4 separate regions of the Homo sapiens genome follow, and regions 2, 3 and 4 are each linked to region 1. The links are chromatin loops, found by intact Hi-C in ENCODE. Cell type or tissue: MCF 10A. All regions are shown on one strand. Each heading gives the region's core, and the rest is flanking DNA. Links, peaks and the distances in the headings are about the cores only. Region 1 holds the start of LOC105372448 (a long non-coding RNA gene). Region 2 has its middle 5.3 kb from the start of CEACAM18. Region 3 overlaps LOC105372449 (a long non-coding RNA gene). Region 4 has its middle 18 kb from the start of SIGLEC14.

Region 1 (8,048 bases), core at 1,844-6,843:
ATTTTAAATTATAAACTACTTAAAATTGTAAACAGCCTTAATGACACAAAGCCTTGGGAATAATGCTTTTAGGTGGACTACCTTATTTCTGTCTCTGCTTCCCATTTATCTCCATACCACTCTGATACCCTTGGATAGAACCTAATATTTCAGAAAGCCCACCACCTCTTTGCACTAGAAACCTACAAATGAGCTTCCACTGGAGCCAAAAATTATGGGGTTAATCTTGGGGTGCCTGGGTGTGGATGCTCTGTCCTGTCAACTTCTCTGCCTCCCTTCAATCTCTCAGTGGTTTTGGTCTCCATCCTTCTCGTCTTCATTCTGCCTTTCATTGCTTCCCTCTAATTCTTCTGTTACTGGAAGGGGTCCTGATCCAGACCCCAAGGGAGGGTTCTTGATCTCGCACAAGGAAGAATTCAGCGTGACTCCATAGAATAAAGTGAAAACAAGTTTATTAAGAAAGTAAAGGAATAAAGCATGGCTATTCCATAGACAAAGTAGCCCTGAGGGCTGCTAGTTGGCCATTTTTATGGTTATTTCTTGATGATACGCTAAACAAGGGGTGGATTATTCATTCCTCCCCTTTTTAGACCATATAGGGTAACTTCCTGACGTTGCCATGGCATCTGTAACCTGTCATGGCACTGGTGGGGGTGTAGCAGTGAGGACGACCAGAGGTCACTCTCGTGGCCATCTTGATTTTGGTGGCTTTTGGCCGGCTTCTTTACTGCAACCTGTTTTATCAGCAAGGTCTTTATGACCTGTTTTTTTGTGCTGAACTCCTATCTCATCCTGTGACTTAGAATGCCTTCACTGTCTGGGAATGCAGCCCAGTAGGTCTCAGCCTAATTTTACCCAGCTACTATTCAACATGGAGTTGCTCTGGTTCCAGTGCCTCTGACATCATTACAGTACTTGCTCCTCTCTTTACCTTGACCCTTGGAGAGAGAAGGGTCCTGGACACCCAGATTCCTTGGCCCTTTAGGTTGAGAGGGTTGAATCTCTGCATCCCACAAAGACTGAGGTTGAGAAACACAGTCAGGTACTTTAGTTCCTAAATGGGCCCACAACAATCCACTGCTATTAAAACAAGTAGTATATTGGTGTGTTCTTAGGGCCATTAAAAATCAGAAGGAGCTCTGCTTTCTGTTTCCTGTTCCCCAACTGGTTTCAGTTCTCTTACTCCTCCTCCTGTCCCTTGGGCTAACTTCTGCTGTGAAAATTACATGACAGTGACTCTCTCCAGGAGATCAGGACCTAGAACTTCCCAGAGCAAGGACCCAGCTGGTGGAATATAAAATCCAGATGAAGAACATATCTCTGGGGATGGGGAGCTTGTTAAGGGCATACTTAATAGACGCTTTGGAGTACAATAGACTCTTTGGAGTGAGTAGAAGAATGTGAAGTTGAAGAATAATTTCTTTTCTTTTCTTTTTTACTTTAAGTTCTGGGGTACACGTGCAGAATGTGCAGGTTTGTTTCATAGGTATACATGTGCCATGGTGGTTTGCTGCACCCATCAACCTGTCATCTGCATTAGGTATTTCTCCTAATGCTATCCCTCCCCTAGCCCCCCAGCCCCCGACAGACCCCAGTGTGTGATATTCCCCATCCCTGTGTCCATGTGTTCTCATTGTTCAACTCCCACTTAGGAGTGAGAACATGTAAGAGATTCTAGGCAGGGCGCGGTGGCTCACACCTGTAGTCCCAGCACTTTAGGAGGCCGAGGCGGGTGGATCACGAGGTCAGGAGATCGAGACCATCCTGGCTAACACGGTGAAACCTGTCTCTACTAAAAATACAAAAAATTAGCCGGGCGTGGTGGTGGGCGCCTGTAGTCCCAGCTACTCGGGAGGCTGAAGCAGGAGAATGGCGTGAACCCGGCAGGGCGGAGCTTGCAGTGAGCCGAGGTTGTGCCACAGCACTCCAGCCTGGGCGACAGGAGCGAAACTCCGTCTCGAAAAAAAATAAATAAATAAAAACAAACAAAAAACCCTCAATCTAAGTTTTACCTCCTTTATAAAAACTAATCCAAAATGGATTACAGATTTAAATATTAAATGCAAAACTACTAACTTTTTAGAAGAAAACATAGAAGAAATAGTGAAGACTTAAGGCTAAGCAGGGAGTTCATAGACACGACACCAAAAGCACAATCCATAGAAGAAAAAAGTATAAATTGGACTTAATTAAAATGGAAAATATTTACTCTTTTGAAAGTTGCTATTCGGCTTCAGAGTCAATATAAAAATTTTAAAAACATAGCAAATCATGACATTCCCCTGCTCTTCATTCTCCAGTGGTTTCCAAATTTCTAACTCATGCTTACCAAGCTCTACCAGAACTGGCGCAGACATCATTCGGTGGAAATCTACTCCCCTTTCACAGAATAGCAGGTGAATGCAGAGGCTGTTTCAATAGATGAAGAGACAGAGAGTGAGAAATGCAAAGGCACTCAGATCAGTGATTGTAAAGATTGAGGGAAAAGGGTAATTTTGTGATTGACAGAAGGCAGCAATGAAGGTTATCAAGAGAATAAGTACAGTTTCATGGACTAGAATGGAGAGTGACTGAGAGGCTACTTTATCTTAGAGGCTCAGAAAACAATATCTTGAGGAGGTGACATGTGAGCTGAAATCAGAATTACATGAACTGCTAATGTGAAGTGTAACCACCCAATGGGTTCACCTTGCCGGCTGCCTAGACAGAGTCAATTTATCAAGGCGGGGAAATTGCAACAGAGAAAGAGTAAGTCACGCAGAGCCAGCTATGCAGGAGACTGGAGTTTCATTATTACTCAAATCAGCCTCCCCAACCATTCAGAGAGCAGAGTTTTGAAGAAGAACTTGGTGGGTGGGGGGAAGCCGGGGAGCCAAGAGTGTTGATTGGTTGGGTCAGAGATGAAATCACAGGGAATTGAAACTGTCTTCTTGCAGTGAGTCAGTTCCTGGGTGGAGGCCACAAGATCAGATGAGCCAGTTTATCCATCTGGGTGGTGCCAGCTGATCCATCAAGTGTAGAGTCTGCAAAATATCTCAAACACTGATCTTAGGAGCAGTTTAGGGAGGGTCAGAATCTTGTAGCCTCCAGCTGCATGACTCCTAAACCATAATTTCTAATCTTGTGGCTAATGTTAGTTCTACAAGGCAATCTAGTCCCCAGGGAAGAAGGAGGTCTGCTTTGGGAAAGGGCTGTTATCATCTTTGTTTTAAACTACAAACTAAGTTTTTCCCAAAGTCAGTTCAGCCTACACCCAGAAATGAACAAGGACAGCTCGGAGGTTAGAAGCAAGATGGAGTTGATTAAATTAGAGCTCTTTCACTGTCTCGGTCATAGTTTTGCAAAGGTGGTTTCAGAAGTTCAAGAGAAGAAATATTCCAGGCAGAGGAGTGGTTAGTACAAAGACTGTGAGACAAGAGTAAGCTTGGTGTGTTTGAGAAATAAAAATACTACTAGTGTAGTTACATCATAATAAGTGAGAAGAAACATGACGTGAGAGAATACGCAAGAACCAGATAATATGAGGCTTTCCTAGAGAAAGGCTTTAAATGTTTGTTTTATTAGTGCAATAGACAGCTATTATAGGGTGTTAATCAGGGGAGGAGCATGATGATGCTTACACTATGAAAAAGGTTTGTAAAGATGGATTGCTACAAAGCAAGAGTGGAAGCAGAAAGAAGAATTAGGAGACTATTACAGTCATCCAGATGGAGGTGGATTGGAGTCACGTGATAGCAGTGCATAGAAAAGAAACACACAGATTTGATCGATGTTTCTGACATAGAGTCAATGTGATTTGGTGATGGATGACAGTAAAAGAATCAGGAATAACTCATATTTGGTACTTAAGATATTAGGTAGAGGGTGGTGACTTTTTCTAAAATTGGAAATGATGTGGAAAACATGGCAATCAGTTTCTTGGGAAGAATCAGATTGATAGTTCTGTTTTGGTCATGCCACATAAAATACTTCAGTTAGATTTTCAAGTGGAAATGCAGAGGAGGGAGGTAGATACCAGTCAGGACTTCTTCTGAGAAGAGGTTGTGGATTATGATGGAGATTTGGGAGGGGTCATCAATGGACAGGTGGGATTTCAAGTTATAGGGACAAATTACCTAGGATGACTACATTGACACAAATAGGTGAGGGGGTCTAGAATTGGGCCCTTGGGTACACCAATATTTAAAAGTCAGAAAAGGGCCAATCAAGGAAATTGAGAAAGAGAAGTCACTGAGGTGGGAGGGAAACCAAACACGAGTGATGTCACCAGGAACATTATCTATTCAAAGATGAAAGGACTGGTCAACTGAGTCATATATGCTTAGGGGCATAAGATTCCACTGTTACCTGAGAGATGGTAGATTTCCCCCCATTGGATTCTTAGCCAAGCACCAAATGTCTGAACCTGCAGTGCGGTAACATGGCAACAGATGTCACTGTTATCCATAATAAGAGTAGTCCTGGTGCAGTAATCAGGAAAGGAACCCATATAGAATGGGTTGTTGTGAAAATGTGAAATGAGGAAGTAGAGAACTGAAGTGGTAGTGGCCCTTGTATTTGCTGTCAAGGAGAACAGAGATTGGTTGTAACGTTCAGAAGGAGGTTTGTGCTACAGAGTTTTTTTTTTTCAGTTAGATTAGAGAACATATTTTATATACATATATATACATATATATACACATATATGCATATATACACACATATATACACATATATACATATATACACATATATATACATATATACACATATATATACATATATATATGCTGATGGCAATAACAAAAAATTTAATGATACAGTAGAGAGAGAGAGAGAAAAAGAGAGACCACCTCCATCTCTTCCTCTCAATACCTACTCATTTATATTAGTTAATGTTTTATCATTCCTCTGTTTTTTCTCAGAATATGTGATTTTTAATAGAAAGTACAGAAGCGATAAAAGTAATATGACAGTTTTTAAATAGAGCAAAATATAAAGCCTTATTTCAATGAGAAATTAAGTAGATATTATTGGCGTTTCAAAACACAGTTCATAATTACAGAGTTTCCATAGATAAATAAAAATAATTAGTGTAAGTACCTGGGATGTCAGATGATAAAGAATCAAATGAGGAATTTTAAAGCAATAATAATTATGTTCGGTTTTTTACAGAGCAGTAGACCTTTTTTCCCACCTCTCTGGGGGGAAAGCACTGAAAACATATATCAGTCAGGGTTCTACCAGGTAAATAGAACTTATATATATATATGAGATTTATTGGTTTATGAGACTTTGGAAGCTGGCTCAGTAAGTCTGAAATCCATAGGGCAGACCATCAGGAAGGGAAGGCTGGAAACTCCCAGGCTGTAGTTGATGCTTCAGTCCACAGAGAGTTTCTTCTTCTTCATGGAAACCTTGGTTCTGCTCTTAAAATTTCTCAATTTTTTGTTTCAGGCTCATTCATATTATAAAGTTTAGTCTGCTTTACTTAAAGTCAGTTGGTAGTAAATGTTCATCATATCTGAAAAGAAATTCACTGCAACATCTATAATAATTTTTGATGAGGAGGACACTATAGCCTAGCCGCATTGACACACAAAGCTAACCCTCACAGTCCATTCTTGTCATCCAGTCACCCATACACGTTTCCTTAAATCATGTTTATTTTCCAAAGAAAGGTAAGAACAAAGTCCTCCTTCCTCCTAACATGATACACCTATCTTCCTTATAGCCAAAAATGCACTGACTCTTTCTCCAGAAGAGGATGCAGAGTCCTTGGGTGATGTTTCTTCTTCTCCTCCTTCTCCTTCGTCTTCCTCTTCCCCTTCCCCTCCTCCTCCTCCTATACTTCTCCTCCTCCTCCTCTTCCTCTTCCTCTTCTTCTTTTTCTTTGTCCAGGCTGCAGTGCAGTGGTGCAATGTCACCTCACTGCAACCTCCGCATCCTGAGTTCAAGGGATTCTCCTGCCTCAGCATCCCAAGTAGCTGGGATTATAGGTGCACAGCACCACACCAGGCTACTTTTTATGTTTTTAGTGGAGACGGGGTTTTATCACATTGGCCAGGCTGTTCTCAAACTACTGACCTCAAGTGACCTACCCGCCTTGGCCTCCCAAAGTGCTGGGATTATAGGCGTGAGCCACCACACCCAGCCTTCTCTCTTCTTTTTGATCTCCTCTAATATAAACACCATGATTTAAAATTACCTATTATTAATACATTTTATGTTATGTGATAATGAGACAAAAGAGGAAAGAAAACAAAAATTTTTGAAACACACAAATTTGTTCATGACAAAATAAGAAATATTCATTAAAATGATAGTCTTCACTTCTGTAACTGATTCTGCGATCATGGTAGTATTTATAACTACCATCTTTCACTCCTCAATCCATTTTCCATTTTCCCTCAACTAGTACCTCAGTTGGTCATCATCTGTGCCTAGTGGGGAAACCCAAACCTTCATTCCTGAAAGATCTGGGGCATTACAGTCCTGCTTGATAGAGCTGTGGTTTTACATGGACTTTAATAACAAAACAAGGTGGTACTCAGAGCTGCCCTAATGGGTCTGTCATATTCCAGACATGTTCTTCATTATCTCTATATAATATAGTAGCATACCAATTTCCTTCTTAGTAGCCAGGATCAGTCACCCCATCCATACAGTAACTCCCTTCTTTGCCTGCTGATTCAGAGCAAGAGGAGCCCAAAGTAGTGATGGGCAGTGGTACCTTCCAGTTCAGTAGAAACATTGTTGTGTCGCTGGGTGGATACATTTCTTCCTTTGGAACCAAGACCTCTGAGCCAACACAGCATAAGGTCATGAGGATGGGAAGCAGAAATTTTTCTAGTGGATCACTAAAGGTAATAATGAGTGATACAATTCCCATTTCTACCCCTTCATTCCTGGATCCTTGGATTCTAGTTATGGGAGAGAGAGCACCATACACTGAGTGCTGATTTAGAGTATGTATAGCTTCCTAAAGGATATTGCTCCAGCCCTGCAAGGTATTGCCTGCTAGCTGGTACTTGGGTAAGTCTTCAAAAGGTCATCCTACCATTCCTTCAAGCCGGCTACTCAAAATGGACAATATGGTAGGACCAGTGAATTCCAGAGTGTGGACCCATTGCCACAGTTTATTTGCTGTGAATTTAATCCCACAATCAAACCAATGCTGTATGGAATGCCATGATGATGGACAAGGCATTCTGTAAGTCCACAGATGATAGTTTTGGCAGAAGCATTATGTACAGAGAAAGCACATTCATGTTCAGAGTTAACATCTATCCCGATAAAAACGAGGCTCTGCTTCTCCCACAAGGGAAGTGGTCCAGTGTGTTCAACCTGCCACTGGGGAGCTGGGTGATTACCCAGGGAATGGTGCCATATCAGGGACTCAGTGTCCATCTCTGCTGTGGGCAGATTGGGCACTCAGCAGTGAGTGTAGCCAGATTGGCCTTGGCAAGTCAAAGTCCATGTTGCTGATCCCAGGAACAGCTTCTGTTCCTGCCACTGAAACTGTAGAAGCAGGAAACATGTTAGAATGATCAAGGATAGAAACTAGATTTCTCTGAATGTATCTACTTCCTCTTATGGTTTTTTGACTGTAACAAGAACGGGATAGGAGGTGCCAACTGGGAAGAAATTGTACTTGATGTACAACAGCATAACCTATATAAATTTTTAAAATCTTGCCCTTTCTTAAAACTGGGCTTGAAATTACATTCCTATTCCCATAGTCTAGATACCCATCGTGACTGGTAAAATGTTTACCGTGATTTGACTATCTAGAATGATCTCTAGAGACAGTGGCAGACTATATTTTCCACTGATATCTATGTTACATATTTATCTCATCCCACATGTTGTCTGTACAGGTAATTCACACTCCTCCCACTCCTTCCACAGAGAAGTGAGGATTTTTTCCCCCTCCTCTTCAATCTGGACCAGGACTTGTGACTGCCCTGACCAATGGAGTATGGCAGAAGTAATGCTATATCCCTTCCAAGTGTAGTTCATAAAAAGAATGAAACTTCCATTTAACGCTTTCCCCCTCAGATCACTCA
Region 2 (7,677 bases), core at 1,295-6,294, 310 kb after region 1:
CAGAAATGTCCAATTGACAAGGTCTTTCTAACCGTACTTGGGAATGTGTTTGTCTTTCATTTTGATAACACACCCTACTTTTTAAATTATAAAAGGAGTGAATTTGAATTTATTATAAAAATTTTTGATTTACATACTTACATATTTATGTAATATTATTAACATTTACATATTTATACATATATTTTATATGTATAACTATATAAGTATGTAAAATAAATATAAAATTATTTATTGTCATTTAAAGAATACCGTTTTTTAAAACCACCCAGAGATACAACCAGCTGTTTTCTATGTGTCTTTTCAGTTTGGGTATGTTATAGCTGGCATACGCATGCACATATGAATCTCTTTTATTAGAGCAGAATTATATCATTAAATTTTTGTTTTTATTAGGGCTTTTCAAATGTTAAACCCAAGTTTTGTCAGAGTAAGGTGAATATGCACCTCTGGATGTCTACTGGTTTAGAAAATATCTTTGAAGTCTTCTGTGCCCTGAAAACCCATATGAATATTTGCAGCCTACAGCCAGACACCTCCATGTTAGTTTTAATAGGAAAATAACGCATTCGTTACCACTGATGTTAGTTAATTGGCCTGCCCCAGTATTACCGTGTAAATGGTGCCTCTGAAATATATACAAAGTGGATCTTCTGGCTTTAGCTCCCTTGAAGCACTCCCCACATTCTGCCTCAGGTCCTGGACTCTCATGGGAGAAGCATGGCTTTGCACCATCACTGTTCATTATTCATGGCTGTGTAGTATTCCACTGGATTGGATATGGGTTGAGTTATTCAACCAATCCTCTATTTGCAATCATTTATGTCCTTTAAGTTTTGTTTTTTTTTTTCCAGACAGAGTCTCACTCTGTCCTCCAGGCTGGAGGTCAGTAGTGTGATCCAGGCTCACTGCAACCTCTGCCTCCTGAGTTCAAGTGATTCTCATGCCTCAGCCTCCAGAGTAGCTGGGATTACAGGCATGTGCCATCACATCGGGCTAATATTTTTTGTATTTTTAGTAGAGACGGGATTTTGCCATGTTGGCCAGGCTGGTCTTCAACTCCTGGGTTCAAGTGATCCATCCCCCTTGGCATCCCAAGTGTTGGGATTACAGGCATGAGCCACTGGGCCAGGCCGGGTTCTTTCAATTAAAAAACACGATATTTTAGAGCAGTTTTAGGTTTACAGCAAAATTCAGAGGAAGGTACAGAGGTTTTTCATATATCACCTGCCCTCCCGCATGCACAGCCACCCCCATTATCAACAGCCCCACCACAGTGGTACATTCATTGCATTTGATGAGCTCACGTTGACGCAATATTAGCACCCAAAGCCCACAGTTTATATTAGAGTTCTTTTTTTTTTTTTTTTTTTTTTTGAGATAGAGTCTTCCTCTGTCGCCAGGCTGGAGTGCAGTGGCACAATCTCGGCTCACTCAACCTCCACCTCCCAGGTTCAAGCGATTCCCCTGTCTCACCCTCCCAAGTAGCTGGGACTACAGGCACACACCACCACGCCTGGCTAATTCTTTGTGTTTTAGTAGAGATGGGGTTTCCCCATGTTGTTCAGAATGGTCTCAATCTCTGACCTCGTGATCCACCCACCTTGGCCTCCCAAAGTGCTGGGATTACAGGCGTGAGCCACCATGCCTGGCCCACTTTTTTTTGTACACAGCAGCATGAACAGCTTTTGCCTAGTCCCATTTGTAGATCCGTGATTAATCCCAGAGGTGAACTTGCACAGGAAAGAACTCAACCCTACTTAAATAGAGGTCTGGACTTTGCTCTCAGCTACTGGGAGGGAACTCTAAGCCCCTGGAATATCTCACCTGATAGGAATGTCTTTATTTACCTTAGTGCCTTGCCCAATAATATGACTAATATTCATAATAATATGACTAAATAGTTATATTCGTCTAATAATATGACCACCAAATAGTCTAATAATATGACTAATGGTAGGGACTTTGGGTCACTGTTGTCAGCTCTATCTCTAGAGCAGCTGAAGCTAAGATCAGCCATGTGAACAGCCATCCATATCTACATGGCAAAGCCACAATAAAAACCCTGGGCATCAAGGCTTAGGTGAGTGTCCCTGGTTGGTGACACTCTATGCATGTTGTCACACGTCATGTAAGGAGGAATTACTGCTGTCTGTGATTGTACTGGGAGGGGACAACTGGAAACTACACATTTGGAATTCACTGGACCCTGCCCCATGCTCTTCTCCCCTTGGCTGACTTTAATCTGTATCCTTTTGCTGTAATGAGACATAACATGAGAATAAGAGCTTTCAGTGAGTTCTGTGAGTCCTACTTGTGAACTGTCGAAACTGAAGGTGATCAGGGGACCCCTGAGTGTGAAGCTGGAGTTAGAAGTGAGGATGGTCTTGTGCACTGCCCCCAAATTACTGAGGACTGCTGGGTCAAAGGCTGTACAGGCTGTTTGAGGAAAGACCATGGTTAAGAGGGGGGATTCCTGGTCACACTGTCTGGTTTGAACCTAATGCTGCCACTTACCTGCCACGTGATCTCAGTTAAGTTTCCTATCTCCGCTAAGCTTTGCTTTCTACACCTGTAAAATGGGGACATTACCTTAGAAAATTAACACAGAAACAGAAAACCAATGCCGCATGTTCTCACTTATAAGTGGCAGTTAAAAGAGGAGAACACTTGGACACATAGAGGGGAACATCAGACACTGGGGCCTCCTTGAGGGTGGACAGTAAGAGGAGGGAGAGGAGCAGAAAAAATAGCTATTGGGTACTAGGCATAGTACCTGGGTAATGAAATAATCTGTACAAAAAACTTCCATGACACAAGTTTACCTATATAACAAATCTGCACGTGTACCCCGAACCTAAAATAAAGGTTAAGAAATAAAAAATTTAAATAAATTTAAAAGAATCTTAGGGTCTACAACTACTATGTACCCACAAAAATTAAAAAGAAAAAGAAATTGTTTTTAATAGGGATGTAAAATGTTTCCTCTTCATAGGGCTGTTCAGAAAAAACTACAGAAGAAAGTGTAGAACGTAGAATCCTTCTTAGCTGGGTTCTCATGTCTGAGGTCCTTATTACTAAGGAAAAAGAGAGAGTGGATACTGAGAGGAGACCAGCAACCACAGCCACAGAGAGCGTCCGATCAGCTCCATTTGGCTGCACCAACATGAAGCATTCCTTTTAGACACAGCATTGTGCCATGTCCCTGAAGAAACATGTACCTCCCTCCATCTAGACTGTGCATGGTCAGTGATGCCTAGTCTGAACAATCAGGATGAAGATGGCAGAACTGGTTTCATTCAGAGCCCATGGCATGACCCTTACTGTCTCATGCAACGACACCCTCATGAGGACCCTGCTGTTAGGAGAGGAGTGCAGGTTTGGAGGGTGCCTTGAGCTTCAAAGACTCACTCTCATTCCCTTAAGCAGACCCCAGAGCTAGACCTGACCCATCCCATCCGGGATCCCCCATAACTTGGAGAATTTCTTCTGAAACCCTGTCTCTCCAGTCAGGAGTGGCAGCATCCACTGCTCACCTATGGACAGGAAGCAGCCTGGGGAGCAGACCCAAGAGGCCCCTCAGTCTATTTCTGGAGCCCAGCTTTGTACCTTTTTATTAAGAGAGCAGAACGTCATAGTCCCTCCCAGGGCAAAGTTCTGCCTGGCACAGCCAGAGCGAATGCTAATGAACAGCCACTCCTTCCTGTCTATCTATCTTGGAGATCACAAAAAATGTTAAGTTGGGATCTCTGAGGCGCTGTACATAAGGTGGGTTTCTCACAGCCCCCTACTCTGGTTTTTGCCACAAGAGGTAGCTGTTATAACTTAATGTTATTTGTAATGTTATTGTTATTGTTAATGTCATTCTTGTTATTTTCCATCTCACTCCCATCTTTGGAAGCTGACTGGAGGCTCCTGCCTCTCACCCTCTCTATCCACTTCTTACTCCTATCCACAGGAGGTTGTACAAAGATTAGGGTGGATGCATCGCACAACTCTATGGCTCCCCCTGGTGGTGAGATGCATTTGAGGTGATGGGTTTGCCCAGACACCGCCGCCTTCTGTGTACATCAAATCTCCATCTGTTCCTCTCCCAGCAAGACACTTCTGATTGGATTTAAGGATCAACTCGATAATTCAGGATGAGCTACACTGGTCAAAAGCCTCTATATTATATACATACAATGAAATACCTTAAAAAGAAGGAGATTCTGACACGTGTTGCAACTTAGATGAAGCTTGGAGACACTATGCCACATGAAATTAGCCAGTCACAAAAGTTACCAATACTGTATGATTCCACTTATAGGAGGTATCTAGAATAGGCAAATTCATAGACAGAAAGTAGAAAGTTGGCTGCCGTGGGCTGGGAGCAGGACGGAATAGGGAGTTATCTTTCAGTGGGTACAGAGTTTCAATTTGGCAAGATGAAGACATTTCTGGAGATCAATGGTTGATAATTGCATAAGAGTGTGAAAGTACTTAATGCCACTTACCTGTGCACTGAAAAATGATTAAAATGGTAATTTTTGTTATGTGTATTTTAAGACGGATTTTAAAAAGCACTAAAGATTTGATCAGCCTCCTCATCAAAGAAGAAAAACTCATGGCAAATAATCACATGAATGGAAACATTCCCAACGCCATTTGCTCTTATGAAATCGTGGATTAGAACTAGAATGAGGTGGCAGTACATACCTATTAGAATGGCTACAAAACCAAACCAAAAGAAAAATAAATTTTACACATTCCTGATAATACCAAATATTAATGAGAATGTAGAGCAACCAGAACTCACATGTTTTGCTGGTGGGGATATGAAGTGGCACTCACACTTTGGAGAACACTTTGACAATTTCTTTTTCTTTTTCTTTTTTTAGACAGAGTCTCACTGTGTCGCCCAGGCTGAAGTGCAGTGGCACGATCTCGGCTCACTGCAGCCTCCGTCTCCCAGTTTCAAGCGATTCACCTGCCTCAGTCTCCTGAGTAGCTGGGATAGCAGGCACCCACCACACCTAGCTAATTTTTGTATTTTTAGTAGAGATGGGGTCTCGCCATGTTGGCCAGGCTGGTCTTGAACTCCTGACCTCAAATGATCCACCCGCCTCAGCCTCCCAAAGTTCTGGGATTACAGGCGTGAGCCACCGCACCCAGCTGCGATTTCTTATAACTTACACATGTGACTAAGCACCCAACTCCTAGGTATTTATGCAAGAGAAAAAAAAACTAGTGTCCACACACAGAAATCTGCATGGGAATATTTGTACTAGCTTTATATTATATTCACCAAAACCTGGAAACATTCTGAGTATCTGTCAAACAGTGAATATATACAAAATGGGGGATCTGTGGAAAACAATGAAGTATGAGTCAGCAATTTAAAAACAAAAACAAATTATTCATATATATACCCAATCACATAGCTGAGTCTCAAATGCATTACACCGAGTGAATGAATCCAAGGAATCCAAGCCATATTCTTAACTTTAAAATAACTTACAACAAGGTATTATATTACTTATTAAAACCTCAATTATTTATATAGTAAGTGAAGATACAAATAGCTCTCCATGTTAATAAGGACAAATGAGCATTTATCTAGATAATACTGTAATAAATATTTTACTAATATATGGTGCCAAATAGTATTATGTCCTAGATTTCAAGAGTTCGTTGGATGCATACGATACAGAGTGAGATGGAAAATCACGTAGCTGAACCTAAAATTGCTTTTTATCCATTAAGTTTTTTATTTTGATTTTTATTTATTTATTTATTTTGAAACTTAAAGGTATTGGCCAGGACATTTAACTGTGTGACTGTCAGGAAGGTCACACCCGGGTATAGTCAGATATGTGTCATATGATTTAGCGAGGCAAATTTCCAAATCCTCAGATAAGAGAACAGCATGACCACATTGTCTGAGACTCTTCATAGACAAGAGGGAGGAAGAGGATTAGGAAACACCAGAAAAACTAAATTCCAACAAGACAATTATAAATGCATGTCAATGCCCAAACAAGCAACTCATGAAAGAAAAATAGAGACCGGACGCGGTGGCTCACACCTGTAGTCCTAGCACTTTGGGAGGACGAGGTGGGCGGATCACCTGAGGTCGGGAGTTCGAGACCAGCCTGACCAACATGGAGAAACCCTGTCTCTACTAAAAATACAAAATTAGCCAGGCATGGTGGCGCATGCTTGTAATCCCAGCTACTCAGGAGGCTGAGGCAGGAGAATTGCTTGAACCTGGGATGCAGAGGTTGTGGTGAGCCGAGATCGTGCCATTGCACTCCAGCCTGGGCAACAAGAGCAAAACTTCATCTCAAAAAAAAAAAAAAAAAAAAAAGTAAAGAAAAAAGAAAAGAAAAATACAAATAGCCATAAACATGAAAAATGGAACCTAAAATTTTAATTTTGTCTGTATACTCATGTTGTCTGAAAATATTATGTCTTATGAGCCTCATTTAACTGTGAGCAGCATATTTTTACATGAAAGGAAATGCTAATCTCTATGAAGAGGACCTCAAATAAATCACTTCTGTCCACACTACACAGAATGGCAACATCCATGGAAAAGAAGTTTCTTCTGCACTGCAGTCCATAGAATATGTGTCCTTCCTTTTGGTTTACAAGAAGATCCTGCATGGTTCTTATTCTGAAGATGTCATTCAAATTTTGTAAATCAGCATACCAGTTGTCAGGGAAAAAAATTCAGTACTCAAGTTTTTTTAAAATACCTAGTATTGGCCGGGCGTGGTGGCTCATGCCTGTGGTCCCAGCACTTTGGTAGGCCGAGGCAGGTGGATCATGAGGTCAGGAGTTCGAGACGAGCCTGACCAACATGGTGAAACCCCATTTCTACTTAAAAAAAAATACAAAAATTAGCTGGGTGTGGTGGCAGACACCTGTAATCCCAGCTACTCAGGAGCTACTCAGGAGGCTGAGGCAGGAGAATCACTTGAACCCAGGAGGCAGAGGTTGCAGTGAGCTAAGATTGCACCACTGCACTCCAGCATGAGCGACAGAGCGAGACTCAGTCTCAAAAAAAACCACCTAGAATTCTACCATGACATACGGCAAATTCACCAGTGTCCACAGCTCTAAAGCCAGTGTGTGTGTGTGTGTGTGTGTGTGTGTGTATGGTGAGGACATGAGGCTATGGGTGGGGGCCATCTCAAGGGTGGGGACCAGGTCCCTGGCATCTTTTCTCCAGCCCCACTGACACACAGATGCTCACTGTGTGTTTGGTGAATGAATGAATGTATGAATGAGTGAATGGCTACCACCCACACTGCACCCAGGACCCTTCTTCTTTTCACTGTCCCAGACACTCCCACAGAACCTACAGAATCCTCCATCCTGCAGGACTGACTTCCTCATGACTCTAGATGAGGTTGTGACTCTCTGGGACCAGACCAGGAGTGACATGTTCCCAGGTATAAACGGTGGTGCACAAAAAAGCACCTCAGGGTGGGAGAACCTTAGACCCTCATGAGTGTCCCATGCCTCAGATGTCCCCAGAGATCCTAGTCCAGGCTCTGGTGGTGGAGGGAAGCTCTCAGATGAGAGGAAATATAAGATCTCTGCTCCTTATTTGCTCCCCTCTGGGGAGGTCTCTGGAGTCTCCCTCTGCTCTGTGCAGAGGGGATGAGCTCTGACCACGTGTAGGTCTGA
Region 3 (8,048 bases), core at 1,530-6,529, 450 kb before region 1:
CTCGCAGAATGGCCTCCAGGGAGTTGGCAATAGGAATGATCTACTTGTCGTAGAATTTTGTTGGAATCCTGAAGAGTTTCTGTCTTCTTTACTATTATGTCTTCTTTTACTTAACAGGATGCAGGTTGAGGACCACAGATTTGAATTGGAAGCACCTGATTATAGCCACTTCTTACGCATTCTGTTTAAGGGTATCCCCAAGACACACCTCTGTATGCAGCACCAAATCAATGTCAGATTTTATATTGAATAATTTCCTTCATGATTTTGGATTCTGATTTGCTATCCTCACAGAGTTGGTAGGGTGTGACCGTTGGCACCACCTGTGCCTGCAGTGTTTCAAGCCATCATGATGAGCCCCAGGAACTCCAGATGTATAGAATTTAACATAAACTATCCTAAGTATATGGAGCTTTCTATTTTCCTCTACTGGACCTTGAATATGCTGATAAATATGGTTTTACCCTATGCGTGTGATTGCCAAACAGCAGCAGAAACATTACAAACAAAACAAGATAGGATAGTTTTCTTCTGTATTCAGGACAAAAATCAAAGAATCAGCATATATAGCATTGGTATTATTCTCTTATGTTTCTTGCTGTGGCTGTTAACCTGTGCCTGCGTCTTCATAAATTTTATCTGGTACAGACACAAGTGGAAGCTCACACACATTCTTAGCACCAATATCCCCACCCTGAACTTCTTTTAACTCTTTTCGGTGATATGTATTATTATTTTTTATTTTTTTAATAGTTTTTTTAAAATTAAATTTTAAGTTCCAGGATAAATGTGCTGGATGTGCAGGTTTGTTACATAGGCAAATGTGTGCCGTGGTTGTTCGTTGCACCTATCAACCCATCACCTAGGTATTAAGCCCTGCATGCATTAGCTATTTATCCTGATGCTCTACCTCCCCTCCACCTCTTCGACAGGTTCCAGTGTGTGTTGTTCCTCTCCCTGTGTCCATGTGTTCTCATTGTTCAGCTCCCATTTATAACTGAGAACATGTGGTGTTTGGTTTTCTGTTCCTGTGTTAGTTTGCTGAGGATAATGGCTTCCAGTGATATGTATTTTGATTAAGTCAAAGACTTATTATAGGTTATAAATCACAGTTCCCTGGAATTTCACAAAAGAACATAACTCTTTATGCAGCACATGGATGAGGAAACAATACTGCCAGTTCACCAGAAGTTCCTCTGTGCTAAGTCACTATCCTCAAGGCTGTCGTTCTGTTGGAACTATTTGTAGAAGTGTTGCTGTCAAGATACTGGTTTACATTTATTCCAGTATTTAAGAGATTAAATCACATTTGTCTGTTTGCTACTTGATATAAATGAAATCAGCATAAATTATTTCATATTTGGCTCCTATATTCCATAAGAATTTTTTGTGAATATATCTTTATGATTATGGTTTTTGTTGTTTGTTTGTTTGTTTTGATATGGAGTCTCGCTCTGTTGCCCAGGCTGGAGTGCAGTGGCACGATCTCATCTCACCACAACCTCCACCTCCCGGGTTCAAGCAATTCTCCTGCCTCAGCCTCCCCAGTAGCTGGGACTACAGGCATGCGCCACCATGCCTGGCTAATTTTTGTATTTTTAGTAGAGACGGGTTTTCACTATGTTGGCCAAGCTGGTCTTGAACTCCTGACCTCGTGATCCGCCTGCCTCAGCCTCCCAAAGTGCTGGGATTACAGGGTGAGCCACTGTGCCCGGCAACAGAGTGAGACTCTGTCTCAAAAAAAAAAAAAAGTTAAACTCCAAGACACATATGCATCAGTTTCTTCAACCCAGGAACAAAAGAATAACTGAAAATTGCCCTGCAAAAAAGGCAAATCAGTTTTATCCTCAGACAATATCTAAATTCATGTAGTATTAGAGCTTTCTACATGAACTCTAGAGTCGCTGAAACTCAAGCTAGTAAGACATTCATTGGCTGAATCCCAAGGAAGAAACTAGGGTTTCCACAAGCACTGCTAAGATAGAGGAGAGTCAATAGAGGAAGAAACCCACTACAGCATTTTCTCCTACCTTGAACAGAGGCAGTTATGAGTCCTACATCCAAATAGCCACCTCTGAGACCCTTCTCTTCCCTATAGGTTCTCCCCCTCTTCCTGTAATGTCAACCCGAGACTTCACTGGAGACTGAAATTGCAAAGACTAGTTTAGAAATAGAAATTTAAAAAATAGAAGTGGGCTGGGTGTGGTGGCTCACGCCTGTAATCCCAGCACTTTGGGAGGCCGAGGCGGGCAGATCACCTGAGGTCAGGAGTTCAAGACCAGCCTGGCCAAAGTGGTGAAACCCCGTCTCTCCTAAAAATACAAAAATTAGCTGGGCATGGTGGCAGGCACCTGTAATCGGGAGGCTGAGGCAGGAGAATCGCTTGAACCCGGGAGGCGGAGGTTGCAGTGAACCGAGATCACACCATTGCACTCCAGCCTGGGGAACAAGAGCAAGACTTCATCTAAAAAAAAAAAAAAAAAAAGACTAGAAGTGAAGTTGTTTTGAAAAAAAATCCCCAGGATTTCTCTTTCTTTTTGTGACAAACTCTGTTTTAATTCCATTTCTTTAGATTCTGTATTTGTCTGTTTGGCACCTGTCCATCACAGGGCCAATTATATTTATTATATTTCCTTATTTTCTGTGTTCTTTGGTGCTGTGACTGTGTCTTCCCTGACTGGGTAGAGACTGCCCATCTTGGGGCTAGCACATTCTTAGATGTAGAAGTGGGTTTCCTGGAGCCAGCCTTTCCTATTAAAATTTACCCACCCAGAGCCCATGCCCCAACCCTCTCCATGTCAAACTCTCACACACCAAGCCAATATTCTGCTCTCCTAAGTCAACACAAAGCCAGGTACCAGACAACTAGGAACAGCCCCTTTCCCCAAGGCCCTCAGGAATGCCTCAATCTGGCCAATCCTGAACTGTGCACCCTGCTCTGCCCTGCCTTTCCTTTAAAAATCCCATTGGCCTCTCTGTGTCATCACTCAGTTACTTTTCTAAATTAAGACCCATGCACTGAATAATGTCAGAGCTAGAAGATAGAAGTCTGCTTCTGATGTGGTGAAAATTAAGAACAAAGGGATTTTACAGAAGGTTGAGAAAAATGCCCTCTTTGGTTAAATCCTGTAATTTTAGATTCTGTGAGCATCAGAAATCAGGAAGCAAGATCCAAAACATCTATGACTATAATATGAAGCCTCACACATGTGCAGTGATTTATATTTACCACCTCCTTTCACGTGCAGAATGCCCTGTGAGACTCACAATATCCCTGCGAGGAATGCTGGCAACTGCTATATCACTGGAGGATTCAGACTTAGAAAAGTTAACGATTTGTCCAAAGACAGCAACAGGAAGTTCTGCGTCTAAAACCAATCAGTACTCTTCACACTACATCTCAGCAGTTTCCCTCTAATGGAGAAGACCCCTTGGTGACTTTGTTATCCTTTAATTCCTGAAAATGGGCAAACAATAATAATGGGAGATGTACGCCCAGATTCTGCTTTCTTTATACCTCCCTGTGAAACCTCTCCTTTCTGAGAGGCTCAAGCTGTAAGAACTGACATCCTCAGAGACTGGCAACCTGGAACTCATGAGGAGAGATTATTAGAAACTCATAGAGGTGTCAGCATTGAAATGGGAGATTCTGCTGGGTGCATTGGCTCACACCTGTAATCCCAGGACTTCAGGAGGCTGAGGCAGGTGGATCACTTGAGGTCAGGGGTTCGAGACCAGCCTCAGCAACATGGCAAAGCCCTGTCTCTATTAAAAATACAAATAGCCAGGTGTGGTGGCGGGTGCCTGTAATCCCAGCTACTCGGGAGGCTGACGCAGGACAATCACTTGAACCCAGGAGGCAGAGGTTGCAGTGAGCCGAGATTGTGCCACTGTACTCCAGCCTGGGTGACACAGCGAGAGTCTGTCTCAAAAAAAAAAAAAAAGAAAGAAAGAAAGAAAGAAAAGGCAGATTCTTGCCTTGTGTGTTAATCTGCTCAGGCTGCCATAACAAAATGCCATTGACTAGGTAGCACAAACAACAGATATTAATTTTCTTAGTGTTGTGGAGACTGGAAGTTCAAGATTGAGGTGAAGGCAGGCTTGCTGTTTTCTCCTTGGCATGCAGATGGTCGCCATTATGAAGTGTCCTCAAAGTCTTTATGTGCACGACACTCTGGTGTCTCTCTCTGTGTCCATATTTTCCCTTTCTATAAGAACATCAGTCAGATTGATTGGACCCCACTCTAACACCCTCATTTTAATTTAATCGCCCTTAAAGGGTTCTATCTCAAAACACATTCTAAGGTACTGGAGATTCGGGGCACTTCAACATTTAGATTTGGGTAGCAGCACAAAATTTTTCACATAACACCTTTCAGTGATCCACCCTTTGGCCCCTTTTGGCTGAGCAAAGTGGCTTATGCCTGTAATCTGAGCACTTCAGGAGGCTGAGGTGGAAAAAATCCCTTGAGCCGAGTTCAAGGCTGCAGTGAGCCATGATCGCCACTGGGTGGCAGAGCAAGATCCCATTTACTGAAGCAAAAAATGAACTAATCAGGGAATTTAGGATACCCATCACATTAAATGCTTATCATTTCTTTGCGTTGAGAACATTTTAGATCGTCTCTTAGCTATTTTGAAATGTACAATAAATTATTGTTAACAATAATCTCTACTGTGCTAACAGTAGAGCTTATTCATTCTAACCATATCGTTGTACTAATTAATCAAAATTTCTTCACCACCAGCACCCCAACTTTTTGCTGTACAGAAGTTTTGGATATAATCCCAATTGTCTATTTTTGCTTTCATTGACTGTGCTTTTGGGGTCATATCCAAAAATCATTGCTTGGACAAATATGATGTAGCTCTTCTCCTATGAATTATTCTAGTAGTTTTATAGTTTCAGACCTTATGTTTAAGTTGTTAACGCATTTTGAGGCAATATTTGAATAAAAATCGGATTAGAAAACCCCAATTTTATTGTTTTTCTATGTAGATATCCAAATGCATCCTTCCACATCATGTGTTCTTGGCACTATTGTTGAAGTCAGCTGACCATGAATGCATGGGCTTATTGCTGAGCTCTCTATTCCATCCCATTGGTCCATCTGTCTGTTTTCATGCCAGTGTCATATGTTTTGATTAGTATAGCTTCATAGTAGATGTTGAAATCAGGTAGTGTTATACCTCCAGCTTTGTTTCCTTTACCCAAGATTACTTTGGAAAATTTGGGGGGTTTTGGGTTTCATATGAATTTCAAGATTGTTTTTTCTATTACTGTGAATAATGCCATTAGAATTTTGATAGGGGTTGCACTGAATCTGCAGATTGCTTTGGTTAGTACGGACATTTTAACACTATTAATGCTTCCAATTCCCAACCACGACATATCTTTTCATTTTTTTTGTATATTCTTCAGTGTTTTATCAACATTTTATAATTTTCTGTTTACAGGTTATTCACCTCTTCAGACAAAATCACTTCTATGTATTTTATTGTTTTGCTGGTTATTGAAAAAAGATTGTTTTGATTTCTTTTGCAGAGAGTTAATTGTTAGTATATAAAAATGCAACTAATTTTGCTCACCAATTTCTTATCTTCAAACTTTTTAAAGTTCATTTATTATCACATTATTTCTAACAGTATTTTTGTTTAGTCTTGAGTTTTCTGTGTATAAGATCATTACTAAACAAGCATAATTTCACTTTTCTTTTTTATTTGAATGCTTTATATTACTTTTTCTTGCCTGATTGCTCTGGCAAGAACGTTCACCACTATGTTAAATATAAGTGGTGAGAGTGTGCTTCCTTGTCTTGTTCCTGATCATAGAGGCAAGGCTTTCAACTGTTCATCTTTGGGCATAGTATTAGCTGTGGGTTGGTCATATGTGGCGTTTGTTGTGCTGAGGTACATTCCTTCTATACCTAATTTGATGAGAGTTTTTATCATGGAAGAATGTTGAATTTTGTCCAATGCATTCAGTGAATCTGTTGAGATGCTCATATGGATTATGTTTTCATTCTTTGTATGTGGTGCATCACATTCACCGATTTGCATAGGTTGACCCATCCTTCATCCAGGGATAACCTACCACTTCATTATGGTAAATAATCCTTTAATGTGTTGCTTTTTTTTTTTTTTTTGAGATGGAGTCTCACTCTGCCACCCAGGCTTCACCTCCTGGGTTCAAGTGATTCTCCTGCCTCAGCCTCCTGAGTAGCTGGGAATACAGGCACCTGCCACCATGCCCAGCTAATTTTTGTATTTTTAGTAGAGACACGGTTTCACCATGTTGGCCAGGCTGGTCTCGAACTCCTGACTTCAGGTAATCCACCCACTTCAGCCTCCCAAAATGCTGGGATTACAGGCATGAAGCCACCGTGCAGGCCAATTTTTTTTTTTTTTTTTTGCTAGTATTCTGTTGAGGATTTTTGTATCTAAGTTCATAGGGAATGTTGACCTGTAGCTTTTTCTTGTATTATCCTTGTGTGTAGCTTTGGCATCAGGGTAATGCTGGCCTCAAAAAAGAGAATGGAAATGTTTTCTACTCTTAAATATTTTGAAGGAATTTGAGAATGATTGGCATTACTCTTTTCTTAATGTTTGGTAGAATGCTGCAAAGAACACATCATGTCCTGGGCTTTACTTTGATGCAAGTGTTTTATTACTGATTGAATCTCGTTTCTCATTCTTGGTCAGTTCAGATTTTTAATTCGTTTTCGTTTTTCTTAATTTTATTTATTTGAGATAAAAGTCTCCCTCTGTTGCCCAAGCTGAAGTACAGTGGTGCGATCTAGGCTCACTGCAACCTCCACCTCCCCGGTTAAAGTGATTCTTGTGCCTCAGCCTCTCAAGTAGCTGGGATTACAAGCATGCACCACCACACCCAGCTAATTTTTGTATTTTTAGTAAAGACACGGTTTCGCCATGTTGGCCAGGTTGGTCTCAAAACTCCTCACCTCAAGTGATCTGCCTGCCTCAGCCTCCCAAGGTGGTGGGATTACAGGGGTGAGCCACTGGCACCTGGCCTAATTTGTTTTCCTCAATTCTGCATTAATGAAAGATACTTTCTATTTCCTCATGATTCAGTCTTAGCAGGTTTTATCTTTCTAGGAATTTCTCTACTTCTTTTAGATTGTCTAACTTGTGGGCATATAGTTGTGGATAATGTTGTCTTATGACCTTTTGTATTTCTGTGGTATTAAGTGTAATGTCTCATCTTCCATGTCTGATTGACTCTTCTTTTTTCTTGGTTTGTTTGGCTAAAGGTTTGTGATTTATCTTTTCAGAAAAGCAAACTTAGTTTCAAGGATCTTCTCAATTGTGTTTTTCTGCTCTCTCATTTTTTTCTGATTACACTGGATCTTTATTACTTCCTTCTTTTTACTGACTTTGAGTTTAGTTTGCTTGTCTTTTTCTAGTTCCTTAGGGTGTAATGTTAGGTTTCAGAGACCTTTGTTGTTGTTGTAGGCATTTATTGCTCTGATCTTCCCCCTTAGAACTGCTCTTGCTGCTTTCCACAAGATTTAGTATGTTGTGTTTCTATTTCTGTTTGTCTCAAGATACTTTAAAATCTCTCTTGTGATTTCTTTTTTGACCCATTGTTTGGGAGCATGTGGTTTAATTTTCCCATATCCCTCCATCTTGAAATTCCCCGTTATTGATTTCTAATTTTGTCCCATTGTAGTAGGAACTAATACTTGATATAATTTCAATTAAATTTGATAAGATTTGCTTTGTCTTATCTATATGATCTGTCCGGAGAATGTTCCATATGCCTGAGAAGAATGATACTCTACTACTGTTTCATGGAATGTTCTGTGTATGTCTGTTAGGGTACATTTGGTCTAAAGTGCAGTTTGCATCCAACGATTCCTTATTGATTTTCTGTCTGAATGATCTGTCCACTATGGAAAGTAAGATATTTAAGCTCCCTACTAGTATTGTATTGCAATCTGTCTCTCCCTTCAGATTAATATTTGCTTTATATATTAAGGTTCTCTGATGGTGCACATATCTACATTTACAATTCTTATATCCTCTGG
Region 4 (8,048 bases), core at 1,145-6,144, 120 kb after region 1:
GCCTCAGCCTCCCAAAGTGCTGGGATCACAGGTGTGAGCCACCGCACCCAGCCAACACTAGGACCTTTTGCTGGCAAAGTGAGCATCTATTTAGTACCAGAACTGCGCAGTAAGGTGAACAGAGAAAAAGGTAACAGCTAAAAGTACTGAGAAATCATTGTTCCCATACTCTAATGTAAAATGTTAAAATTTGACTCCTCCACATTTTTAACTGTTTATGCCGAGCTAATTTTAGTGTTTTGAAAAGTTGTAAAAATGGTACAGCAAATTCCTGCAAACCCTTCACTGAACTTCCCTAAAGTTACTCTCTTATATAACCACAGCATAATGTTCAAAACCGGGAGATGAATATTGGTGCAATACTGCTAATTTCACCATATGTTTTAAAAATAATAAATTATTCAGAATCCTTTTATATAATTCGTGGTCATTCGGATTTTCTTTTTGTGAAGTTTGCTGCTATTAATGTGTGTGTCCCTCTCTACTCATATGTTGAAATTGAATCACAATGTGATAATATTAGGAGATGAGGCATTTCAGAGGTGATGAAGCAATGAGAGTAAAGCCCTCATGAATGGGACTGGGACCTTTAAGAAAAAGGCCCCAGAGTTCCCCTTCAACATGTGAGGACACAGCCAGAAGTCCTCATTTCTACAAACCAGGAAGTGGGCCCTTACCAGACACCTAATCTGCCAGTGACTTGATCTTGGACTTCCCAGCCTCCAGAATAGTGAGAAATAAATTTCTCTTGTTTCGAAGTGGTATTTTGTTTATTTGTGCTACTTTCTTAACAGCAGCCTGAATGGACTAAGGTATAAACTCAGATCATTAGTGAATTTTTCTATTGAATTGTCTAATATTTTTCTAGTTACATTTATAGTTCCCTTATAATCTTCATTCAATGAGAATTATTTTCAAAATATTTATATATTTATTTTAAATAACAATGATAAACCCCTCCCCGACCTTTTCTTTTGAGACAGAGTCTCACCCTGTCGCCTAGGCTGGAGTACAGTGGCGAGATCTCGGCTCATTGCAGCCTCCACATCCTGGGCTCAAGCGATTCTCCTACCTCAGACTCCCTAGTAGCTGGGACTACAGGTGTGTGCCACCACACCTGGCTAGTTTTTAAATTTTTCGTGGAGATGGAGTTTCACCATGTGCCCAGGCCAGTCTCCAACTCCTGAGCTCAAGCGATCTGCTCATCTCAGTCTCCCAAAGTGCTGGGATTATAGGCGTGAGCCACCACATCCGGCCCCAATGCATGTTATATGTTAATTGTTAACACAATTAATATATTTAAAGAAAAATGCCTACATTTTCAAAAATGAAAATCAATGTAAAGACTGACATTGCTTTACATTTTTTGCAAATCTCTTTCATATCTGGCTTAAGGGAAATTGATTTTACCTAGCTGCTTCTTTGTTCAATTTGTTGTGATTTTTAAACATTTGTCCTGTACTCAGTGGTGTTGGCAAACCAAAGTTACTCAGCCATTATCAGATTGATGGGCATTAACGTTATTTCCAGTTTTGCTGCCACGAATAATGCAACAATTAACCTACTTGTATATTTACCTTCTGTAGTGCTGCTTTTGTTTCAATAGGGTAGATTCTTAGGAGGTGGATTTTGAGATAAAGTGAATGTGTGGGAGTATTGCTAATGGATGATCCAAAATTGCTTCTACATGTAAGGGTACTCTTTTCGTCACCCCCATGCCAACTTAAAGGTGCTCACATTTCCTCAGATCCATGCCAGCTTAAGGGTGTTATAATTTTTCCAGTTCATAGGTGTAAGATGACATTTTATTTTGACTCAAATAAGCACTTTTCAAACCGCTGGTTAATTTGAGCAGTTGTTTCATGTTTAGCCTTTTGGATTTGCTTTTCTGTGAATTCTCTAATCACATTCTTTGCTTGTTTTCTATTGGAATGTTTGTCTTTTTTAAAACAAATTCAATTTGTAAGAGTTCTTGCTGGAATATAGATCTTGGCTTTTATCTGCCATATATATTGAAAAATTTACCATCCCTGACCCCTTAGTGCACTGATTTTGTTTTTGGTACATTTTACCATACAAAATTTTTTTATATTCACATAGTCATTTATGACCACTCTTTTTCTCCACAGCTTCTGGGTTTCTTCTCTTGGCTAAGAAAGTTACCATCACAGCCACATCGTCTCCCTCCCTCCCTCCCTTCCTTCCTTCCCTCCCTCCTTTCCTCCTTTTCTTCCTTCCTTCCTTTCCTTTCTCTTTCTTTTTCTTTCCCTTCCCTTCCCCTTCCTTCCTTCCATCCTTCCTCCCTCCCTTCCTACCTTCCCTCCTTCCTTCCTTCCTCTCTTTCTCCCTCCCTCCCTCTCTCTCTTTCTCTTTCTTTCTTTCTTTCTCTCTCTCTCTCTTCTTTTCTGTGTAGAGACAGGGTCTCCCTATCTGCCCAGGCTGCTTTTGAAATTCTGGGATCAGGTAGTCCTCCCACCTTAGGCTCCCAAATTGCTAGGATTACAGACATAAGCCCCCACATCTGGCCTCTTTCCTACATTTTCTTCAAATTCTTTCATGTCTTTTCTTTTTGTATGTTTAAGCCTGGCATGTATTTTTGTATATAGTCTGAGATGAGATAGAAGTTCAATTTTATTTATTTTTAGATGGGCCAGGTTTGCCAAGCCCATTTAAGTTTAAATTAATTACAGTGAAACAACACTGAAAATTAAGTTACTTGGTCACACTAGCCATACTCAGGCACTCATTGGTCATAATGATGAAACTCTAAAGCTAGAAATGAGGCAGAGTCCCACTATTACCACAATTATCATTGCATTTGTGGTGTTAGGAAAGATAGCCAGAGAGAAAGTTGAAATAAGGTATAAATGTGAGAAATGAAAAGATAAGATTGTCATTTTTGTAGACAACATGAACATCTACCTAAAAAAACACATGAGAATTTACAGAAAAACCTTAGAACTAATAATCAAGTTCTCAGAAATACCATTTGACCCAGCAATCCCATTACTGGGTATATACCAAAAAATATAAATCATTCTATTATAAAGATACATGCATGTGTATGTTCATTGCAGCACTAATCACAATAGCAAAGACATGGAGTCAACCAAAATTCCCATCAATGATAGACTGGATAAAGAAAATGTGGTAAATATACACCGTGGAATACTATGCAGCCATACAAAGGAATGAGATTGTGTCCTTTGCAGACACATGGATGGTGCTGGAAGCTATTATCCTCAGCAAATTAACACAGGAACAGAAAACCAAACACCACATGTTCTCACTTAGAAGTGGAAACTGAACAATGAGAACATATGGACAGAGGCAGAGGAACAACACACACTGGGGCCTGTCGGAGGCGCCAGGCGAGGGAGAGCATCAGGATAAATCGCTAATGTATGCAGGGCTTAATACCTAGGTGATGGGTTGATAGGTGCAGCAAACCACCCTGGCACATGTTTAGCTATGTAACAAACCTGCATGTCCTGCACATGTATCCTGGAACTTAAAATTAAATTTAGAAAAATAATCAAGTTATTTGATTTGGCAAGATATAAGATAAATACACTAATCAGGATCTTGTAAAGAATCAACAAGTAAAGTTAGATCCCTACCTCATACCATACACAAAGCCATTTCAGATGGATTTAATCTGATTTTGAGGTGCTTTAAATATGAACGAGAATGATTTTTTCATTATAATTTTTTTTTTGAGGCAGAGTCTTGCTCTGTCGCCCCTGCTGGAGTGCAGTGGCATAATCTTGGCTTACTGCAACCTCTGCCTCCCAGGCTCAAACACTCCTCCTGCCTCCCAAAGTGCTGGGACTACATGCATGAGTCACCTTGCCTGGCCTCATTATAACTTTTAATTGGTTAGTTTTTTAACGTAAGAAAGTTATTGATTCTTATAAATTAATTGCACAACCCAATTTAAATGGGGGTGATTTTGCCTTCCCCCCAGGGGACATTTGGCAAGGTCTGAAGACATTTTTATTTGTCACAACTTGGTAGGGGAGGGAGTGCTACTGGTATCTAGTGAATAGAGGCCAAGGATGCTGCTAAACATCCTACAATGCACTGAACATCTCTTCTGTCCTCCCACAACCAAGGCTTATCCAGTTCAGAATGTCAATAGTGATAAATTGTAAAACCCTTTTGTAACTGATACTTTAATGAGTTACTGTGTTGCCTGTAATCCTTTTCCCAGTTAATTTTGAATTTCCCAGACATATAATCATGCTAATTGCAAATAATAAAGATATATCCTTTCCAGGGTTGATACCATTTATATGGTTCTGTTTTGTAATTGCATTGGGCTAGCACTCTCGGAGCATTGTTTGCAGTGCACAGCTGAACTACATTTCTCTATTAGGGGGTTCCATCATGATAGGAAGTCCTCCTTCCCACCTCTAAGGACCTAAAATCTAGATACATACTTTCCTGGAAACCTAGTGGCTAGCATGCAGGTATCTGACTAAACTTACACTGAGACTTTATAAAGACATAAAGAAGGGCTCAGTACTCATTTTGATGGCACTGAACTGGGCTGTCCCTAGGGAAACTTGGAGATAGTTCTTCTTTCATTGTTTCCTTGGGTTCTGACCCACTTTCTAAACTTGGTACTTTAGCCTTTTCATTGAATCTGTCAGCTGCCCAAGGTCTTATGACTGAATTCTTTTTTGTTGCTTAAGTTAACCCAAATTGGTTTCCTTTGCAACCAAGAACCCCACTGTTAGAATGTTAAATAATCATTGTGATAGTTGGGTGCCATTGTCTTGATCCTGACTTTGTTGGAATTGGTCTCTCATTTGCATTCACGTGTTATTTCATTCATGAAACAGATTGAAATCTATGAATTCACTCCTTTACCTCTAGTTGCAATCCAGTACTACATGGGTCTTTGTAGTTTTCTGCCTTCCCATATGTGTAAATCCCTTCTCTGAGAATGAGAAACTCGTTTCCCATTAATCATGATATATTTACTCATTTGTTCAGTCAGTCTCCTGAGTGTAACTAGTCCCTCATCTCAGCCACTGCTCCTCTCCAGCATGACTGGCTCCTCATCCTGCTTGGTCCCACTTCCCACTACTGGGGTGCCCTCTGGCAAAGGACTCCACTCACCCTGTTCAAGCTCTGACACCCATAAGGGGCCATCCCTGTGTGCAAACACATGTAAGTGCCCTCCCTCCGCAGGTTCTGACACTCCCCTCTGACATCCCTGGGTAGATACCCTCCTCAATCTGCTTGGAGCTCCCCATTCCAGATGACCTCTGCGCAGCTATCTGTCTTGCTCTGCCCCACCTGTTGGCTTCAGGGTTCTATTGATCAGAAAAGGAAAAGAAGTGGTGAGGAGGAAAAAGAAAGGAAGAGGTGAGGAAAGAAGAAGAGGAGGATGGAAATGATGAAAGAGGAGAAGAAGAAGGACAAGAAGAAGGAGGAGGAGGAGGAGAAAAGAAGAATGAGGCCGGGCGCGGTGGCTCATGCTTGCAATCCCAGCACTTTGGGAGTTCAAGGCAGGCGGATCACAAGGTCAGGAGTTCAAGACTAGCTTGGCCAACATGGTGAAACCCTGTCTCTACTAAAAATACAAAATTAGCTGGGCGTGGTGGCACATGCCTGTAATCCCAGCTACTTGGGAGGCTGAAGCAGGAGAATCGCTGAACCTGAGAGGCGGAGTTTGCAGTGAGCCAAGATCATGCTACTGCATTCCAGCTTGGGTGACAGAGTGAGACTCCATCTCAAAAAAAAAAGAAGAAGAATGAGGAGGAGGAGAAGAAGAGGAAGAAGAAGAACGAGCAGGAGGAGGAAGAGAAGAAGTAGTTTTGAATATATATATATATATTTGGATTATAGATATAGATGTATATAATTTTTTTTGAGATGATGTCTCACCATGTTGTCTAGGCTGGTCTCGAACTTCTGGCCTCAAGTGATCCGCCCACTTTGGCTCCCCAAAATGCTGGGATTACAGGCGTGAGCCACTATGCCCAGCCTCTGGGTATATTTTGAATGTAGAACTGAGAGGATTTCTGACTGGATGCAGGGTGTAAGAGAAGGAAGAGTGATAAAAAAGACTCCAAGATCCTTGGTCTGAGCAGCTGGAAAATGGAGTTAACATTTACTGAGATGAGGAAGAATGTAGGAGGAGCAGGCTTGGAGTGGGTGTCCAGAGTAAGGTTTGGACACGATGAATTTGAGACGCAGAGTACATATCCAAACAGGCAATTAAATGTATGGATCTAAAGCTGCAAACTGAAGACTAGAATGAAGATGTATATTTGGGACTTATCAATGTTTGATAGTATTTAAAACCTTTGGACTGGATGAGATTGCTTTGGGAATGAGTGAAGATGCCAAAGAGTAGTGATCGTAGGACTACGTCCTGGGGTGGCGGGCAACATAATGTTTTACATAGAAGCATTTAACTGCTTTTGGCTTTGTAGATTAGGTAGACAGGTAGGTAAATATAATATATATATAAATCTAAGATTAAATATAATATATGTAAATCTAAGATTATAAATATGTAATTTTAGATTAAGCAAATAATCTTATATAAGGGAATTTTGGGGGAAAAGTTACTATATTTTATGACATGCCCTTTCGACATCTAACAAAATGATATCATAGTCTCTTTTAATCTATACACAATTTATTTTAATAGATTTTCTAATATCCAATCATCTCATTATTCTTAGGTAATATCCATTTTAACATGGCTTATTTATTTGTTTGTTTATTTATTTTTAAAGAGATATGAGTTTTTGTGTGTGTGTGCGTTTTAGCCTCCAAGACCTCAGAAAGACATGTGGTCTCGCTGTGTCACCCAGGCTGGAGTGCAGTGGCCCCAGCATAGCTCACTGCAGCCTTGAACTCCTGGGCTCAAGCAATCCTCTGACCTTAGCCTTCCGAGTAGCTGGGACTGTAGGCTGTGCCTCCACATTCAGCTGGTATTTTAAAAAAAATTACTGGAGGTTTTTATCGCTAAATTCCAAATATTTGGAATTTCCATGTCAATATTCATAGGGAGATTTGTCTATATACTTTTCCTTTTCTGTATTACCTTGTTAGGTTTTCATGTTATGTGATGCTCGCTCTGTACAAACAATTGTGAAGCTCTTTATTTTTCTCTTTCGTTTACATTATATCAGAATTGTCTGTTGATAGCTTGAAATAATTTAATATGATCCTGTCTGTGTATATTAAAATTGTCAATTGATTTAATACGTCTCTCCTTGAGAATATTTTTTTGTAATTTACATGTTCCTGAAAAATCATCAATTTATCCCGAGTTTTCTAGTTATTAGCAAGAAGTTAAATGAAGAATTCTCCTGATAATCTGACTCCTTCGGAGAACCTTCCCTTTCATTACTTCATTCTTTGATTCTTTCCCTTTCATCCTGTGCGATTTTCCTGAACTTGGACTCTGAACCACTGGCTTTTGTTTTCTGTGTGCCAAGTATTATATTTCACGCCTCTAATTCAATTTTATTTTTTCATCGTCATCATCTCCTTAATTATTTCTGCTAGATTTTCTCATTTTATTTTTATTCTGTTCTCTTACCATTGCTTATTATAATTTTACCAGAAAATTTAATTTCCTTATTAGCAGCAAGCTGCTAATCTACCATCTCTTTTGTTTCATACTATTAATTAAAATAATTTTTCAATTATTTTTATGCTATATTGTTTTTCTACTTTATTACTTGTTATTAAACTGTGTTGGCAGAGGGAGCTGGAGCATCTCAACTGGAGCTCTCCATCTCTCCGCAAGTTTCCTCTGAACAAGTGGACCTTGTCCAGCAGGGGGCACAATTGGACGTGGATTGGCTCCCGGACTCTGCTTGAGAGGGATCCACCGTGAGAAATGAAGTTAGAGAGTAAACCCTTGGCTAGAGGAATTGTTTTTTTCTTGAGAGGGGTGGGGGGGCGGGGGGGGTCTCACTATATTGTCAAGGCTGGTCTCGAACTCCTAGGCTCAAGCGATCCTGCTGCCTCAGCCTCCCAAAGCGCTGGGATTACAGGCTTGAGCCACTGCACCC

The links. Hi-C counts contacts between places; a loop is a spot of excess contacts. Peaks named below come from ENCODE experiments on the same cell type or tissue, not always from the same donor. Only the 100,000 strongest peaks of a DNase experiment are listed, where the experiment ranks them.
Region 2: a loop joins it to region 1, with 26 times the contacts of the local background. A loop is called at or near these places in 52 of 110 quality-filtered maps.
Region 3: it touches region 1 in a loop (32-fold over the local background); 9 of 110 quality-filtered maps call a loop at or near these places.
Region 4: it touches region 1 in a loop (8-fold over the local background); 38 of 110 quality-filtered maps call a loop at or near these places.

Annotation. Positions count from the first base shown.
Region 1 is chr19:51,779,974-51,788,021 of GRCh38, reverse strand. LOC105372448 (a long non-coding RNA gene) reads left to right here and starts at 4,413. Exons shown (of 3, transcript XR_936049.2): 1 at 4,413-4,602; 2 at 6,676-6,845; 3 at 8,041-8,048. In MCF 10A, for the core only: a CTCF peak has its summit at 4,434; DNase peaks (open chromatin) are centred at 2,841 and 4,441.
Region 2 is chr19:51,469,449-51,477,125 of GRCh38, reverse strand. It overlaps the pseudogene SIGLEC26P. Among named protein-coding and RNA genes, the nearest start is that of CEACAM18, 5.3 kb to the left of the region's middle. In MCF 10A, for the core only: a CTCF peak has its summit at 4,026 (motif pointing left); a DNase peak (open chromatin) is centred at 4,005.
Region 3 is chr19:52,234,432-52,242,479 of GRCh38, reverse strand. All of the region lies in intron 1 of LOC105372449 (a long non-coding RNA gene), which reads right to left. It also overlaps the pseudogene VN1R99P. Among named protein-coding and RNA genes, the nearest start is that of MIR6801, 16 kb to the right of the region's middle. In MCF 10A, for the core only: a CTCF peak has its summit at 4,529 (motif pointing right); a DNase peak (open chromatin) is centred at 4,509.
Region 4 is chr19:51,660,938-51,668,985 of GRCh38, reverse strand. No RefSeq gene overlaps it. Among named protein-coding and RNA genes, the nearest start is that of SIGLEC14, 18 kb to the right of the region's middle. In MCF 10A, for the core only: CTCF peaks have their summits at 3,580 and 3,780; no DNase peak of the experiment used is centred there.